Linked DNA regions of Mus musculus: region 1 is linked to region 2. A link is a loop called in an ENCODE intact Hi-C map of the cell type or tissue named here. Cell type or tissue: left cerebral cortex. All regions are shown on one strand. Links, peaks and the distances in the headings refer to the core of each region. The heading gives the core; the rest is flanking DNA.

Region 1 (9,189 bases), core at 783-8,782, 400 kb after region 2:
CACTCAAGAGACGCCCCAGAGCATTCCTGTGAGGGATTTTCTGGGCGAGGTGAATTGTGGCACAGCCATGACTTCCAGCCATGACTTTCAGTAGGGAAAGTAGCTCATAGTGACTGAGCTACTTCAAATCCTACTTAATAGAGCTACTTACATAGAAGGTAGATGATGTTAAGTCCACCCTTTCTGCAGATCAGAAGATCCACACCTTCTTTCTCAAGCATCAAACACTATTTGCTTTGTGACAACTGGTTCACAAGCTCCTGGAGAATGGTGTCTAGGTCCATCATCCTGTCTTGATTCCATCCCTGGCTCTCTTACCCGGAGATTCTAGCTCCTTCTATCATCTCAACGGGACAGCACAGGATCCTACCCTTCTGCCCCCAAACCTACAAGGACATAGCCCAGAAATGATGGTTTATATCTACAAGGATCCACACATGAAATGGTCCAAGTATAGGGGAGTGCATGTGAATCTACAATTGGGATGAGACATCTTAATTTGGCATCACTAGGTACCCTGGTCCATTGTAATCACGGATCTGTGTGAATTTCAGGGTTCCTTGAAAAAGCCAACTCCATCACCTTTTTGAGGACCCTTCATTTTAGCAAGTGTGGTTATTCCACTGGGGCTTCAGAGTGTCAAGGGCCAGAAGCTTTAAAAGGGAGAGAAAGAGAAGGAAGAGCGGAAGTGGGGTAAGAAAGGCCTAATTAGGAGGGAGGAGTATCTCTCTGCAGACAGGTCATGGAAGGATGCCAGGGGCTCTCGCCACATAAAGGGAAAGATTGTTATAAAAAGAGTTTTTAAATAAAGAACACGACGAAGAAAGAGGCACGGCAGTGGAGCCTGCGAGGGGCGGGGCAGAGAATAGGGAAATGAAGAAGAATAATGACTTGAAAGTGTCTTTTTTTTTTCTTCCTGGTTCTTTGCTTTCCTTTCTACAGATGCTCAGCTGAGGCAGTGCAGCTGGCTCCATGACAAACGTGGGGAAATCAGCCAATTTGAGCTGGTTGTTAGCAGTCCAGGGACAGAGGCATAGGGACGTGTGTGTGTGTGTGTGTGTGTGTGTGTGTGTGTGTGTGTGTGTGTGTTGGGGAGGGGGGGTGATGGTAATGTGTGCTGCTTCCAGCATGGGAGTTGAGTTTGCTTGGTTTGTCGGGGGACTATATAGAGTATCCTGGTGAGAATCTTGCCAAGCCCTCTCTGTCTTTTGACCCTGCTATGATAGAAGGGACCTTTGAGAAGGGACCTTCTTCTGTGGCTGTCTCCTCCTTCTTCATCCTCCCACTGACAAGCCTCTTTCCTTTGACTGCTGGGGCTTTCTTCCCCCACTGGGTCAGAAGTCTATGGTACAGGGACCCCGCTCCTCAGTGTCAGCATCCCAGGTCTCATGGTCCAGTTCAAGTCCTCCTAGATGGCCTGGGTGTGGACTTCTTCTCACATACTTTGGAGCTTCCCCACAAGACAAAGAAGCCTGCTGGGTAAGTTGTAACATCGAAGAACATGCCACAACTATCGACTGACACAGAATCCTGTCCCCAAAGTGAGGAAGAGTGTACTTCTGGCCATTCACTCTAAGGAAAGCAATCAATATTCTGCGTCAAGTTCAAAGTGAAGAGCCATCTCCCTACTTACTACATTTTGCCCTTTTCAACATTTGATAATGAAATAAAGAGAACCAATATGAGGCAGGGAGCTATCAAAGGGAGCCCTCTGCAGGGGAGAGCACCTAGAGGGTTGAAGCATTCTGTCTCTTGCTTAATTTAGCGCTCATACAGATGTAGACAGTTGTCTACATTCATTGCAAACTCATTGCACTGCACACTTAATATCTCATCGGTGTATTTATTTGGATGTTAATTATACCTGCACAAAGGTCTGAGGATTTAAGGGCTTAGATTTCAGCAACACTGAAGTCTTCAGCAGACTAGTCCTACGGGCAGCTACTTTGAAAACACACAGGAGACACACACCTTCTGTTGCTGTATCAGATGCCTTATAGAAAAGATACTTTCAAATAATTCAAAAGTAATTCGAAACTATCCACAAATGAGCTTTTTAGGAGCTGACAAAATACAGGGTACATTCAAAAGGGTTTTATGGGAGAGAAGGAAGCAATACAACTAATTATTAGATTACAGTTCTTGCATGTGCTCATGTGGTGTGTGTGCAGGTATACAGTGTAGATGGGGGCCAGAGGACAATCTCTAGTGTTATTCCACTAGATACTGCCTGCCTCGTTTATTTCTGAGACAAGTTATCTTCTTAGCCTGGAACTTACCAAGTAGTCTAGGCTGGCCGGCCACTAAGGCCTAACAATCTGTCCCTGGCTCCCAATGCTAGGATTACAAGGACATCCCATGAGCTGCTTTTATTATAGGTGCAGGAATTGAACTCATCCTCAGGCCAATTAATTTTTCTTCTAATGTAAAAGTAAGCTGATTGTGTGAAGCAGTTGTCCTCAGTGATCTTGATTTAAAGTGTTAGTTGGGTACCCAGAAGAGAAGGCAACATGTTGGTATTTTTGACTACACTTACTTATGTGATGTGAGCTCATTTGTTTGAAATAGAAAGAGAGTGATAGAAATTTGGAAGTGAACAGGCATTGAATTATGGGGTCTACTCCTGAGGGTGGGAATCAACTTTGTTGTTCCTCGGGTTCCATGTCTCTTGTTTTTTGAGAAAGGGTCTCTCATTGGCTTAGAGTTTGCTAGCTAGGTTAGACTGGCTGTGTAGTAAGTCCAGGAGACCCATCCATCTCTCTCTGTACAGCACTGGGATTATAACACACACTACTATGCATTATATCTTATAGACCTTATATATCAATGTGGGTCTTTGTGGTTTTGAGAAGAAAGCCCTTTATTGGTTCAACAGTTAATAACTGTGCTTCCTTCTCTGTCAGAGGACCCAGGTTCAGTTTCCAGAACCACAGTGTAGCTCACAACCTTCCGTGACTCCAGTTCCAAGGATCCTATACCCCTTCTGATGTCTGCAGGCTTGTGCAAATACTTACTTTGCATGTGAATACACTCAAACACATCTATACACATAAGAGTGAAATAAATATTTTCTTAATGATGTTCAGAAAAGGAAAGTAGTTTATTGACAGCCATCTAGTGTTTCAATATGCCAGGCATGAGTCTTTAAGGTCTCCCTCCACCCCCACTCTGTGTGTGTGTGAGTGTGTGTGTGTGAGTGTGTGTGTGTGTGTGAGTGTGTGTGTGTGTGAGTGTGTGTGTGTGTGTGTGTGTGAGTGTGTGTCTGTCTGTATGTATGTTTTATTTATTTAAATGGCATCATCTACTAAAAATATTAAAGCAAATATGACAGTTATAACTTTTACCAGCTTCTAGAAAGCAATACCTTTATTAAGATTAAAATCATCTCCAAAAAAGATATTTTTCCAAGAGTCATTGCTATTCAAATAAATATGTATTTAAAAACAAGATAATCCAGTGCTAGACTTGAGCACTGAATGTTTATCTTCTTAAAATACACTTATAGATAAATTCTGCATAATAGTTTGCATTTAAAAGGACCAGATTCATAGTTCCTATTATCTCAGCCTTCCATCCCTGGAATGGAAGACACTGAGGGACATTTTTATTAGCACAAATTCACACTCCCTACCAATGAAGCTTAATGTTTGCTTCATTGGACAAATTACCCTCTCCTCGATAACTTTGAGAAATGCCAGAGAAAAGGAAGAAGGAGCAACAATACCACGGATACCACTTTGCCTGCTTAATTAAAGATCATATTCTTGACCTTCCATGGAAAGAATGAGGAGTGATGTGTGTGTGTGTGTGTGTGTGTGTGTGTGTGTGTGTGTGTGTGTGTGTCAGCATGCATGTGTGCAGATGCTGGTGCAATGGTTTGGTCCTCAACAGCCACACCAATGATGGGAGATTCCCTTCTTATGTATAGAATTAAGGAGATCTGCTGGGTGCTGCTCCGCTGGTCTCTCAGCATCTTATAGGAGAGGTTAGACCTAGAAGTTGGTTGGCTTGGCCTTGGGGGTTTCTACTAGGCCAAGTTCCCTCGTGTGCATTCCTCCAGCACATGAGGCCAAGGTGCTTCAGTGCCTTTGGTAGACCCTACACATCTCCCTGAGCTTGTTCCCATCTGCACAGAGCCTCTGTTCATACTGGAGAACCCTGGACACACTAGGAGAGATGAGCATGACAAAGCTCAGCTCTTCCCTTCAGTGAGAGAAACAGGATGATGAGAAAGCACAGTGGGTAGCCCAGAGAAAGAAGGGCCAGTTTGGAGCTCTTACGGTCCCCAGTCTATGGGGAGGACAATTCTTGGATGGGCTGTGGGTAGTAAGCCTGGGCTGATTTCAGGGGGACTGGGGGACTCCAAATGTGATAACCAGCCACACTGGATTCTGCTATAGTTATTTACAGTCTCCTGGAGCTAGACGAAAGATTCAAAGTCACCATGTGGTGGCTACCAAGAAGATGCTTTCTTAAGCAGTAGAATTCTCTTTCAAATTAAATCTTCTATGGACCCCTGGAATGAAAAATAATTTACATTGAGAAATGGCTGCTGAGCAATTAAAACCCCTCACTGTTTGATGGAAAAAAATTATTCTCACAGCATACAGGGCTCCACTAGAACACTCTGTGAGGGCTCCCAGAGAGTGTGTGTGAAGACCGGGTTCTCAAATAAATGGGGAGCACACTGCCACTGAGGCATATTCCCCCAAAGGCAGCTCACACATTTAGAATTTCTGTCCTCCCCCCCCCCACCTGAGTGCCACCCCCTCATAGTTTGCATGCATGAATGGTAGCCCTTCTCTGAGGCTCAGGGACTTACATGCGCACACCGTAGAGGGAGGTGTTCACCACAGTGGAAGCTAAAAACTAGGCTGTACGTATGCTCTTTCTTTCTTCCCCCACATATATGCTGGAACTTGAGCCAGCCAGGTCCCTTCTGCAGTCTCAAGACTTCCTGCCCATCTGTCTGTGAGGGCCGAGGGCTAGTTTGTGCATGTGGGCAAGAAGGGAAGGGGAGTCTTACATTACTGGCAAAAGTGGGGGACAGGGAATGGGTACGGGAAGGTCCTGCTTCCTTCCAGCTTCAACGTAGCCCCCTTCAAAGTACAGAGGACAACACAACCTGGCTATTCCAAGTAAAGCAGTAAACAGAGGTAAATTCTAACCAGACTTTGTGTGTTAAAAGGAAGCGAAAGCAGCTGAATTATGTACAAAAACTTACCCTGCCCCCGGAAGGCATCAAAATAGAACTTCCTGGAGCCTGCTAGAAAGACAGAGGCGTCCTGCACACAGAGCTTCTGTGAGCCTGCCAGAGAGATGTCCTGCATGCCAACTGCAACTCTTTAGAGAGGATCAACAGCTGGAAAGGCAAACTTTTTTTTTTTTGAATGTTAACATTTTACAGTTCAAATCACTTAACAGATGTAAAATTATGGGTTATACTTAGCATTAGTTTTTTTCCCCCCAGAAATTATTAACTAAAGAAGATCTTTCTGGAAAACACATCTGATGGTTAGAATTTCTTGATGATGATGACAAGAACACGCTCCTTTTACTAAATGGGAATGTTTGTTTTACCCAATCTCACTTTCACCAGCGTACCCCATAGCTGATACAGGTTTACATAAGGTTAACTGGGCGTTTTGAGGCATTAACCATACACATTTCGAAGCCTAGGCATTAAGTTGTCTTAGGTGACTAGTCAAGAAATGTTAATGAGACACTAAGGCAGGGATTGATATCATACCCAAGAGAATATTCCTGAAGGGAAACAGTCAGGGTAAGACAAGGCCGATGACATCAAAGAAAGTTCCAGATCTCAGCTCAAAGGTGATGATGTGGGGGTAAGTGGGGCAGATGATGTCAGCAAACTCTCTGAGCGGGTCAAAGTTGAGGGCGAAATGGATAAGGAATCGATAACTGGCTGACTGATGACAAATCTGGTGGGGGAGAGTTGGGTAAAGAGCGGCTGTTCAGAAGGCAGAGAAGGAAAGGCAAAGGGCACGTGATACTGTTGCTAAATACATCTCCAAACTCTTATGAGAGGTTTGGGAACATGAGATGGGAGAGAAGAGAGTCATGTGGACCTCTGGCAGCCAGGGACGCAGGAGGTCTGGAGAGATACGCACCATATAAACCTCTCACTTCTTTAACCTCCGTTTCCTCAGCATTAGTTTGAAGTTTGTTCCAGGTGGCTTCTGAGCTTAAGATAATTATTTGAAGGAACAACATCAACATCAAAAAACCCAAACCAAAACAAGACCTTCTCCAGTGGAGAGACTTAAAGTATTCCATACAGACAAAAAAGCCTTATCCAGTGCATTCTAGAAGCTTCACCCAGCACCTGACTCTGGTTTGCCTGACTACCAAGTGAGATCCCTTTGTCTATCAATGCTGGGTTAAAGATGATCAATGCCCAGACATCATGTAAATCAAGGAAGAAAACAATGCTTTGGAAACTGAGTACTGAGCCAAGGGAAGGGGACAACTATGTTCTAGAAAAATCTTAATAAGTCAACTCGGAGTCCAGCTTCCCTTTTAGAAACAGCATGCCAATAACGATCCACTTCATGGCTGTGTACGTCTTGGGCTGCAAGAGGCTGACAAAGCATTTGGGTCTTACATATTACAGTCAAAAGAAGGAAGTCGCCATTGTGCTACACTGGCTAGCTTGCCACGGAGTTAACTCTTTCAGTGCAGAGGCGTCCTGTTAGCTTCTCCCCCAGGGGAGGGAAATAGGTACCTGTCTATGTGTTAACAGATCAGCCTCTTTGAAGGCACAGTTCTCAAAAATAGACTTACTGTATCCCACCACCAAGGACAGCTCATGTTTTCTCTTTGCTTGAAGTGCTGGCCCTAACTGTCAGCTCTCATGTCCCTTGGGATGCAGAGTCAGAATGTGAGACTTGGAACATCAGAGCCAAAAAGCCACCTCTGAGCGGTTCAGAGGCAAGGTGGGAAGGGGTAGGGGAGAGAAAAAACAACAGCAAAAAAAAAAAAAAAAAACCCCACAAACCAAACCAGCATCCCACTGTGATGTCAGCCATATTTCTTCCACATGGCAAGTTTCATTTTGTTTAATTTAACAATAAACTCATTATATTAACTCAATTCAATAGAAGCAGCAGGGGGATTTCTCCTAATTTAATCCTGGGTTTGGAGGAGCCTTGCTCTGTGCTCAAACAATGCAATCCAGAGATTAAAGGGCTTGTAGCATATTGAAGGAAGGGAATACAGTGGTGTCTCCCAAGGCAGCCTACTGGGGAATTAGGGACCCATCGGCCCACGGCTCACTTTATCCAGAGCATCTTCCAGCTGGAGATCTAATCTTCTGCAAGCAAGTCATTCCCAGCAGCCTCCCAATGTCACCAAACTGGCTTTCTGTAAGTCACTTGAAAACACAAGGATGTAACTGGCTAACAATCTTATCCATCATCATGACAGGCTATAATATGTGCACCCCTCCCCTTCCCTGAAAACAAAAAGGGTGTTTCTGGTTATTAGCCACTTTAAGAAAATGTCTCCACCTTTTAGACTAATTCTTGAGGGGCAGCGGAGGCTGTAAGAACTGGCTAATCTCTTTGAGATCTAGGAATTCCAAATCCAAACACCACACACACACACACACACACACACACTGGCTAGAGACTAGACAATGCTTTTTGTACCCAGCTGGCAAGAAGAACAAACAAACTCATTAATTAGGGTCCCGCTGGTGCTGTATTGAGGATCTATGAATACAGGCTTCCTCTAGGACTGCAGCTGGGAGAGGCAGACTTCTGAAACTCAGAGACATCCTCGATTCATATCTGCCTCCTCTAAACACTTGCCGGGGGTGTGGCGACCGTGTGGTCTTATGTGTGTCCATGAAGGGCAGACAAATATTTATCTAACTGACCAGTCACCTTTTCAAGTTCCTGGTCTTTCTGAATCTCTGTCTCCTTTGTCTCTGTCTCTGTCTCTCTCTCCAAAATCTTTTCCCTTCATTAAAAAATAAATTTAGGATAAAGACAATTGGTAGGAGGAAGACAATGTCACACATTAAGGATCACAGACTAAAGAGATCTCAAGCAAGACGGATATTCAACTCATTACAAAGAGAGAAAAATCCTCTTTGACCTCTGGGTTGGCAAAGGAGATGTTCTTCACTCCCTGGGACACATCTGATTTCATTACTAATAGAATTTACTTCTTGTCCTAGAAGTATATAATGGAAGGGGGAGACAGAAACACAGTGGAAGACACAAAAAGACAGAAAGACAGACAGAGACATAGACACAGAGAGACAAAACAGAGTAAAAGACCACATATCTACCATACAAATAATAGAAAAAGAGTGTCTTATTAGAGTCCTTAAGCTTAAAACAGAGCCTTATCTGTCCCCTCTAAAAATAATCCTGTGACCTTTTGCATTCTCTAGGCCATATGTATTTTGGCAACGTCTAAAGTCCCAAGGCACATCAGACAGAGTGAGGGCTCAGGGTTGTCTGGTCCAGGTCTCTGGAGCTAAGAAGTACACCTGTCAGAGAAGCAGCAGGCAGATTCAAAGCGAAGAGTCCACGGGGACCTGGATGGAGGGCACGCCGCGCCCCACTGTCTCTTTCAGTTGCTGATTAAATCTCCTAGCATGCCTTAGGAAAGCTGAACTGGGAACATGAGGCCTTCTACCACAGAGCGACATGGATACAGACATCGGACTGAGTAAATAATACCGGTGACCGAGAAAGGAAAATAGCGGTGTGCACCACACTGCTAGTTTTGTTTAATCTAAAGAAATAAAGAGTATCAAGCATCATTTACAATCAAAGAAATGCAAACTAAGGGGCCTTATACTCTTTAAAACGTATCCAATTAGCAAAGATAAAAAAGGCAGATGAGAGCGTTGTCAGTGAGGGCTTATGCAAACTGACACTCTCCTGTCTACTCAGAGTTGGAGTATATATTGAGAACCTTTCTGGAATTGAAGTAGGCAGAATGTTGCAGATGCTGTAGCTGTGTGCACTGTGTCGCAGCCATGCCACGGGCAGCATCGTAACCAGCAGTTGGGCGTTTGCAGTTGATGTCTCTCACAGCCTTGTAGCAAGTTGTCAGAAGCAACTCCAAATAGGAAGACCCTCCACTACACCCCAACCAGGACAACTGTTTAGTGTTGTTGTGATACACATACTTGATGAAATTAAAACACTT
Region 2 (9,189 bases), core at 536-8,535:
ATTCCTCAAAGGACCTGGAAACATTATCAAACATCAGTTTATACTGGATGTGACAGGGGAATGTTTAAAAATTTACTTTAAATCAGAAAAATATAAAGTAAGTGTAGCCGATAGCGTAATGTGTCTAAAGGTTACGGCTTTGAACGATCAAATGTGAAACACACAGACTCAAGCAGCTTTGCTTGGTCTGCAATAAACATTGTAAATATGTAGAAAACAAAAAAAAAATCCATCTTTGACATTTCTTTTGGTGCTAAGGAAAGAAGAAATGAACATATGAATCTAACACTCCATCAACCAAGCTACACCCAGGCCTGCACAAACACCGTCATTACAAAGTATTCTCAGACAACAAATTCCATGAAGGAACTTTATTGATGGTGAAATATTTAGGAAGACTCATTCATCAATGCATCCGTCCACCTACCCGTCCATCCACAAAGTTCACTTTTGCCCAAATAAATGGTCCTTTCTAAATATAATCATCTTAGGAGCCACAGAGTAAGTTACAAAGCTGACGGCTGCTCTCTCAGACGTTTGGCAATGATCTGTTTGCTGACCTTGCCCATTGGTGTTCTGATCTCCATGGCTGGAAGGGAAAACGGGAGAAAGGGGTCTCGAGAACTATGAATCTATTTACAGATATGGCTACTGAACACCAGGAAAAGTCAGGACTTAAATTACAGAGTCTACGTTGGCTTAGATATGTTTTCTACCTGGCTAATGCTTACATCAGAGTGCTCAGCTTGGCTGATGGCAAAACACCCGACAGAAGCGTATTATGACACAATTGAAAAAACAGCATTGAGAGGCTGCCTATGAAAACTGCACCTAAAAACCACCCTGCAGACCAGCACGGCTCTCTTTACATCCATCCACATTCAGTCCTTCTGTCTTTAATTATCTTTAACTATGTTTATTTATTATGTCTTTATGCATGTGGACATGTGCATGCCATGGCACACATCGGGAGGTCAGAGGCCAACCTGTGGGAGTCAGTTCTTTCCTTCCACTCTGTGGTTCCAGGGACAGAACTCAGGTCCTCAGACTGGGCAGCAAGTGCCCTTTCACACACACACACACACACACACACACACACACACACAGTTGGCTCCGCACTGGCAGCCATTTGAGTTTTCGATTTTCAACGTTCAGTCCTCAATTTCTACCAGTCCGATCCATCACCGGTCCCCTAAATGGGACGCAGATCCCTGCCTGGTAAGGGATACCGCAGGAAGGATGTTTAAAATGAGACTAGGAATTGAATCCAAGTTTCACACGGTTAAAAACAAAAGCCAAATTTGTCCAGACTGTTGAAGTTAGGTGTGACACCAAAGTCCAATACAAAGAGGATTTCCAAAGGCTCCAGGTGCCTTGGCATCTGTGTGACAACCTGGAGGAAAGATCCAGGACAGGATGGAGGCTCCCATCTGAGCTTTCATCCTTCTAAGTCCCTTTACACAAACAGAGGCTGCAGAGCCATACAATACCAACTGCTCCAGCTTCAAGTTTTTTAACACTCAGCTACCAGCTAGCAGCACTTGGCCCATGTGATGACCAGACCGAGTGCCCCTTGCCTCAAGAATAAACAGCATCCCTACTCTTTCCCTGTGCCCAAGGAACAACCTAAATGGTAGTGGGAATCTGTTGTGAAGCAAGCAAGCAAACAAAACACACTGAAGGGTCAGGGAAGAGTTGCTCGAACTCAAGGTTACTACTTCCTAAGCATCGAACCACTTTAAGCCTAAACTAATTTGACAACTGACACAGAGAAAGGATTTTCTTCTTTGGTGAGTTCAAAAAGGCCTGATTTAATGATGTTTTTTTTTTTTTTAAAAAAAAACATCATTAAATCGGGCAACAAAGAGGATGCCTCTCTTTTTATAGTGGCTCCTTCTCTCCTCCTCTGTTCACAGGCATCTACGCAGCAGAAAGCTATACTATGAAGAAGAACCTTTCTGTTTTGCACGAAGAATCTAATTATGTAAACTCTTGCATATGGAACCAATTTAACTATTAAAACCAAGAGGCAGCAGGGAAGTATTTAATACGATTCCAGGCCAGTTTTTTTTTTTTCCTCCCTTAAATCTGATATGGAAACATTTACAGCATTCCTTGCTTTCCCACAAACTATTTTTCTAAATTTTGCACCAAAGCAAGACAATCCTATTAAGACAAAAGACGTAAGATGCTGGGACTGAAATATTCTATTTCTCATCCAACCCCCCCCCAAGCCCCCCCCCCCCGACACATACACATACCTCTAAGCTTGGGTTTTAAAGAAAATTGCACTGCAAGGACGTCTAGACATTTTTTTCCTTTTCTCAGTGACATTACTACCAATCTAGGAATCTTATTTTACAGCAGCCATAGGAAGCTCCCAAGTCTCGTGTGTGTGTGTGTGTGTGTGTGTGTGTGTGTGTGTGTGTGTGTGTGTATGTTAGGGGAGAGGGGATACTGATGACCCCCAGTTTTTATCACAAGGCGAGTTTGATTAGAACTTCACTTGGTACTAAACCTACAAAAGCCAAAAGCCAACTTACTAAAAAAGATCAGCCTCAAATAACACCATCAAAGGACAGTTCCTTAATGTTTGAGAGGTTTACTGTTCAGCAGGAGGAAAGGGCAATTAAAAAGAAGCCTCTCTCAGCTTCTCACCTTTCTCCCATTCAACACAATGGTACACAGTATGGATGAGGACCTTCACCCGCCCTTCCCAAACAGCAAATTCTAGTTTTTAAATTTAAGTAGGTGAGGGAACGAAATACAACTGGCGTCGCGGCTTCTGCAGTCAGTTTTCACTTAACAGGTTTAATGGGAAGAAGAATTACCAAGATTCTCTTTTGGGGAGGGGAAAACGATTTCTTTTACATAATAAGAAACCTCAACACCTTTCCTTCCCCAATACTTTCACACACTTAAGACCACGGGAAGCTCTTCCCTCTTGTGTTATACCAGTCACATATTATAAAAGTGATTCAACCTCACTTCCCGCAAGTGGAAGGGGAAAGGCACTAAATTTGCCGTGGGCGCATCCTACAGAAAGATTTCATCGAACGCAGCCAGCTCATCTTAGCGTCCTGAATGCTTCGACCTGTTAATAATTAATAAAAGATGCCACCCAATCTCTAGTGAAAAAACACAATGATCTGAAAGTAAAGCCGGCGCAGATACGGTACGGGTGTCCTTCATCCTGGATTGCAACAACAAAATAATCCTAAACCTAGCAAACGTTTAACGAGCACCGGGCCGCCGCGCTAGAGGGCAAAACCCCGCAAGACCTTCAGGGTGCTCACAATTGTTGCCCCTGAGAGGAGCGGCCGCTGTGCCACAGACAGATGGAGCTTTAAATCCCCAAGCCGGGCGACCGGGCCTGCACACTGCTTGGGCAGATTATCCGCCGAGAGGACCCAGCAGGCGCACGATCGCGCAGAGAGCTATGGGGCTGAGTCTTTCCAGGGCCATCTGCAAAGGTCGAAGCGCCTGTCTCGGTTTCTCCCTGCGGCACAAGCAACTTCCTGCGCACCTCCAAACTTTGTCTCCATCACAAACTTCCCTGACTTGCCTTGGCTTCTTCCCGCCTCACCTTGGGACACCTGAAGCCAGCCGTCCCTGCAAACCACTTTCCTCCTTTTACTTCCCACAGCTTACTTCCCCAGACCAGGGAGGAGGCCCTGGGTGCGGAGGCTTAGCCGCGGCTAACCTGTGCCCGTAGGCCCTCGCCGCGGTCTAACCTCGGCTTCTCCTCTCCAATCCCGTGGGCTGATCCTGTCTTCTGTCTACATCCATGCACAAACCTAAGTGTCTAGCCTGAGCGCGCTGCGACTGGGGCAGCGGCGGAGGGCGTCTTGGCACCTTCGGGGCGCTGGGCTGACTCCGGCCCGCGCGCTTTCTGAAGTGGCGGCGTCCGAGGGACGCAGCGCTGAGTTTCCACACTTCCCTAACCCGCTGGCCACTGGAGCTCCAGAGGGTGGGGTGGCCGTACGAAGCTCGGACGGCAGGCCTGGAACGCTAACCAGTCCTGGGGATGACACCACTAGCGTTCGCATGCAGGGCTCGGCCTGGCTGCCGCTCCCCCCCCCCCCCCACACACACATAGGCCAGACTTGTCCCGGGGTGCGGGCCCTGGGGACCCAGTGTGGATGTCCCCAGCTTCCTCCCAGTTGCCAGATCCTCCCTGAGCGTTCCAAGCGCTGCGACTCTCGGCAAACTTTCTTTGGGGAGCCCCGCTGGGTGTCAGGCGCACCCAGACGAGTGACAGCAGCTAAGAAGACGCCGGAGGGGCGATCGGGCCCGTGAGTCTAGCTCCACCGACCCGCGGCAGGCCGAACCCTCCTCCGAGCTCCAGTGGCTACGCTGCGGTGGCCCCGGAGACCCCGTTGGGTTCCAGTGGCTGCCCCTCAAGCTGTACGTGAGCTCCGGCAGGCGCGCCCACCCCTCCCCCTGCGCGCCCTCCTCCCCGCCCCCCGGAGCCGTCAGTCCACCCGAGTCCCCGCGGGCCACCCGGAGCTCACCTTTCATCGCTGCGATCACAAAATACATCCTTTACGCCGCGGTGCGGAGAGCGCAGGGAGAGCCGACCGTCCGACCCCGGAGCCCCCTCTTGCCGCCGCCGCCCGAGCCACAGCAGCAGCTGCCGCAGCTGCCCGCCCGCCGAGAGCCATCCCGAGCCATAAGAGGCTCCATGTGACCGGCTGACATCACGGCCGCCGCTCTGTTTACACCGCGCCCCTCCGCTTCCTCCCGGGGCGGGAGCAAGAGGCGGGAGGCGGGTGCGCCTGGGCGCCGCGCTCCGCCCCCGCGGGCAGGTGACCGGGAACGGCCCACCCCGACACAGTGCTGCCCCCCTGCGCTCCCAGGGGCCCGCACCAAAGTCCCTCGCCACCTCTTTACTAACCGATCACCTGTGGCGGCCCGGAAGCTCTCTGCCTTGCCTCTGACCACTTTCCACACTCCCTCCCGCTACCCCCCTCCCCCTGGCACTTCAGCTAAGCACCCTGATGCCTCTTTCAGCTCAGTTCCAGAACCCTTCTCAGTGACAAAAACACTGAATGATTAACCCCAAAGAAGCTTTCCGTCTGAGGAAGCTACAGTCTCCCTCTTGTCCCAGGGCATCCCAGCCCCCAGGCCCGGAACTGACACCAGTTTTGGGACGGAGCAAGCCCCCTCGTAAGACTTTCAGGACTCACCCAGCTCACAGCATCCAAGGTCGTAGTTCCGGGCTGCGTACTCCCGCAGCATCCCGCATTCAAGACAGCCTGTATATGTAAGACTGGAAAACCATGTCTGCCTGCTAAATGAGCTCCAGGTGCCAGACAATTTGAGCCACTGGTCCCCAGGCTCATCCTATCTAGAAGTCTCTCCAGAAAACCCATCTCCAAGTGGAAAGGGCGCTAGTTTTCTAACCTCAAAGATAAGACGTGGCATTTTAAACAGAAGAAACAACAAACAACACCGGTAGCCATACCATTCACCTTACAACCGAGATTTAATTCCCTCCAATGTTTGAAACTTTTTACTGCATTTACGTAAATCATGGTTTTATTTTTGTTCCCAGATGAATCTCTTTATGCTGAATTTCAAGACTACTTACCAGGCTTCCGCTTTACTTAAAACGTTGGCAACTATGCCTACAGTATTGCGCATAAAAGGGGGGAAAAATCTACTAAGCCAAACTTGCTTACCTAGTGCAGATCTGAGACAGCCCCCACCCTCTGATGATCAAACAGGAAGGATTCTAATATTTCTCTTTCCATGGAACCAAGCTAGCCTTGACCCTGTGTTGTGGCGGTAATTTAGAACACATGCAGACATCTAGCCCCATAACAAAGATTCAGATCTGTTCATTCCCCCTCCCAACCCCCATTTCAAGGAAAAAGAAATGTTTTCCAAACATTTACACAGTTCTAGGATTGGAATGGTCAGAAAACGTCATTGTCTTTTAGTTAAGCTATGGCCTTACAAAAATGTTTGATTTCAGACACATTCATCCCCAAGTAGGTTTTTTTTTTCCTTTAGAATTTTTTGAAATACAACCACACACACACACACACACAAAAAAAAAAAAAAAAAAAAAAAAAAAAAAAAAAAAAAGAGACAGGAAAAGAATCTGAAGCCAGGACCTACCCATGTTAACTCTGCTGTCCAGGCATAGTGAAGTGGACAAGGGTTACAGAGGAAATCAGCCATACCCACTGTAATGTTTACAATTATGAAATTAAATCACACCATGTTCCCATGATGCAACTCCATCTCCCAATGAGGCAACGCCCCAGTCTTCAAATTTGGTTTTGGGTTTCCCTTGTGTTAGTCATGTAAAAAGAAGAGTGCCACCAAAATAGCCCACCACTGGGTGCTGGGTGCATTTTTTTCCCTCCCCTTCTTTGTATTGTTAAAGGAGGAGAATACAACTACAGAGCACATGTTCATGTGTTCTGCCCAGTGCAAGTGCCTCTTGATAGACAAGCTGAGGATTCACTTTAAAACAGTATCTTGCTGTAGATAAGAATGCTTTGAAAACAACCAAATCCATTAGCTCCAGCCTGCCCGCCAGACTTCTGACTCCAAGGTAAATAGTCTTACATCTAAAGTAATCGGTTATTTCCAGGCCATTTCAAATGAAATCGGTAAGGAGGAATGGCATGCGCCGTGACACGGACTCCCACAATTACAAAGAGGATGATCTTTCCTCCTGTAGAGAAGTCCTCAATAGAAATAGCATCTCATCATACTTATTTGAAATATTTACACATTTATCCAGCAAAGACATTGCCAGGATAATGGAATCCTGACCTTGCCCTTCTGGAAATGCATTGCTCTCACATCCTACATGAGCAGCAGAATTCAGATGTTAAGTCGTAACCTTCCTGGGTGGCTAGATGCCATTTGTAATACACGCCTCTATTACATATCATCAGCTTTTAACCTAGGGGAGATAACTGTACTTCATAGGAACAGCTTTTATGAAACTTTTGAAAATAAAAATGAGAGTGTTTATTTTATAATAGATGATAGGATAAATTGCCCATGGACTTAGAAGTCTTTGACCAAACAAACCAGCCAGGAATGAAAGGCCACATATCTTCCTTCAAGAAAATCAAATTGGAGCTACAAATACATTCCTGTAAAAAATTTCACACACTAAATTAAAACATCCTCATATAAAGACACGGTATAATATTGAAACATTATCTATAGGAATAATTGGATTTTATTGAATAAATGCAGTGGAGCATCTAGCATGGGGGGAAATAGTTTTAAGAAATATATTCTTTGCATCCTTTTAAACATGCATTCTGAAGAAGAAAAAAAAAAGAATATTGCTTACAAGAAGGAAATGCCATTGGATAGGAATTCTTTCCTGCAAATGGGAGAATGTTACATATGAGTTCTCAAACATTATTGTGTTGGCTAATCTCAGCCAAGAGGTCAAAATGAGTTTATAGATGGCCACAGACTCATGTGGGGTCCCATTGGCTGCATACACCAGATCTGACACTTAGTAGAAAGTAGAGACACATTGTAGAGACCAGATTTTCCCAGCTCATCCCTGAGCAGAGCCTGGTGCACTTCTGCAGGGGTCCAGACTAGAGTATGGCCAGGAAGTTGGTGTCGATCTCTCTTCCAGAGGTCAAGAAAATGACTTGGGTTTCACTCCACAGGGCCAGTTTATGAGTCTAGAGACACATGGCTGCCCAAGATGCTCAGACATCAAAGCACAGGATTTAGCCCTAAACAAACCATTCCTATTACTGCCTCTAAGGCTCAAGAAATGTGGAAAGAGACTGGAAAGGAAGTAAGATGTGGAAAAGTGTGGTGGAGTTCCATTCTCTTGACACCAGTCATCATTAACATGAACTAGTAGCAGCTGCAATTGCTTGCAAGGGGCCCATTCAAGACAGGGCTTTTCAACAGTCAGTCATGGGTGTGAGAGAACTCAGAAGAGCCTACCCATTATTCCGGTGGAGGGGGAACAGTTGTCTTCAATGGTATATCCACTAGCAAACCTGCCGAACTCTAATAGTAAATCTGATTAAGGCCATATGGATGGCCTTGGCCAAACCCAAGAGTCACAAATGAGAGAAAAAGACAGGAATGTGGAAGATGAGTGGGGAAAGGAAGGGAAGGTGGCTAGATGGGGGAAGGAAGGAGATGCGAGGGTGCAGGGGAAGAGCAGTCAGAATGGGTCATATACCCCAGTGAAATCAAGGATTAATTTTCATTAAAAAATGATTCTTAGCTTTTTCGAGATTTAGATTTGTACCACACAGAGGCCTGATCATATGGTATATCACACCATCACACCCAAGCATGAATTCAAGGCTTTGGGGGTGGGGTGGGGGGTAGCATACTAGTGGGTGGAGGCATTTGTCCAAACTCCTCAAGATCCCAAAACAAGATGATTTCAACATTTGGGGATACATGTGAATAGGAGCATTTTGGTTCTTTCTTTTCCTCGCCCCTGTCTCTTCTACAGCTTGATAATTCAATTAATTTCTTTCTAACTGAACAGGGAAGAGGCCACCCAAAAGTTAACACAGTCTACGACCTTGTTTCAGCTCAGTCTTTGCCTTCTGAAAGACAATCAGGGCCAGCAAGACTACACAGAGGGAAGCTGCAGAAAAGGCATCTACTCCCTTTTGTAGATCATGGTCTTGCTAAATTGTGAATCTAGAAGACTCCAGGTCTCACAAAATAACATTTTATGAATAATACTGGAGAGATCCAGAATCAAAGATAAGAGAGGGAATCGTTGATTTATCTTGTTTATTAATGTTAAGGGGGGGGTGAACATTTTAATATGGCTTGTCTGTCTTGCTCACTATTTTAAGACCAAAGTAGAATGGCATTTAAATACGCATGAGTATATACAAATATTCTGACCACGAAATCTGATGAAACAAACGGTATTTTGGTGTCAAACAATGCCTTTAGTTTTACACACACACACACACACACACACACACACTTACTTACTTACTTCTGTTGACCACAATTATTGAGCATCTATTTTATGCCTAGAATTGTATTCTAGAACCAAAAGAAAACAATGTGATTGCTTTGGTCTCAAGATGTTTACCAATGAGATGATCTTTGCTCTAAAACCCTACAGGAGTCAGTCATTTCCTTGTATGAGGCTGACATTTTCTGCAGGAGTCCAGCATCTGGGTGGCCATGGCCACTATCGGT

The links. A loop is a pair of places that touch in the nucleus more often than their neighbours do. Peaks named below come from ENCODE experiments on the same cell type or tissue, not always from the same donor. Only the 100,000 strongest peaks of a DNase experiment are listed, where the experiment ranks them.
Region 1: a loop joins it to region 2, with 2.4 times the contacts of the local background. A loop is called at or near these places in 2 of 42 quality-filtered maps.

The regions. Positions count from the first base shown.
Region 1 is chr9:68,880,649-68,889,837 of GRCm38, reverse strand. All of the region lies in intron 1 of Rora (RAR-related orphan receptor alpha), which reads right to left. Gm31262 (a long non-coding RNA gene) reads right to left here. Exons shown (of 2, transcript XR_379583.4): 1 at 1-9,189. Among named protein-coding and RNA genes, the nearest start is that of Gm31262, 62 kb to the right of the region's middle. In left cerebral cortex, for the core only: a CTCF peak has its summit at 4,791; DNase peaks (open chromatin) are centred at 924, 4,967, 5,222 and 7,683; H3K27ac peaks cover 1,189 bases.
Region 2 is chr9:69,285,374-69,294,562 of GRCm38, reverse strand. All of the region lies in intron 2 of Rora (RAR-related orphan receptor alpha), which reads right to left. Among named protein-coding and RNA genes, the nearest start is that of Gm46153, 16 kb to the left of the region's middle. In left cerebral cortex, for the core only: a CTCF peak has its summit at 4,844; DNase peaks (open chromatin) are centred at 3,878, 4,182, 4,716, 5,272 and 1 more place; H3K4me3 peaks cover 2,855 bases; H3K27ac peaks cover 2,091 bases.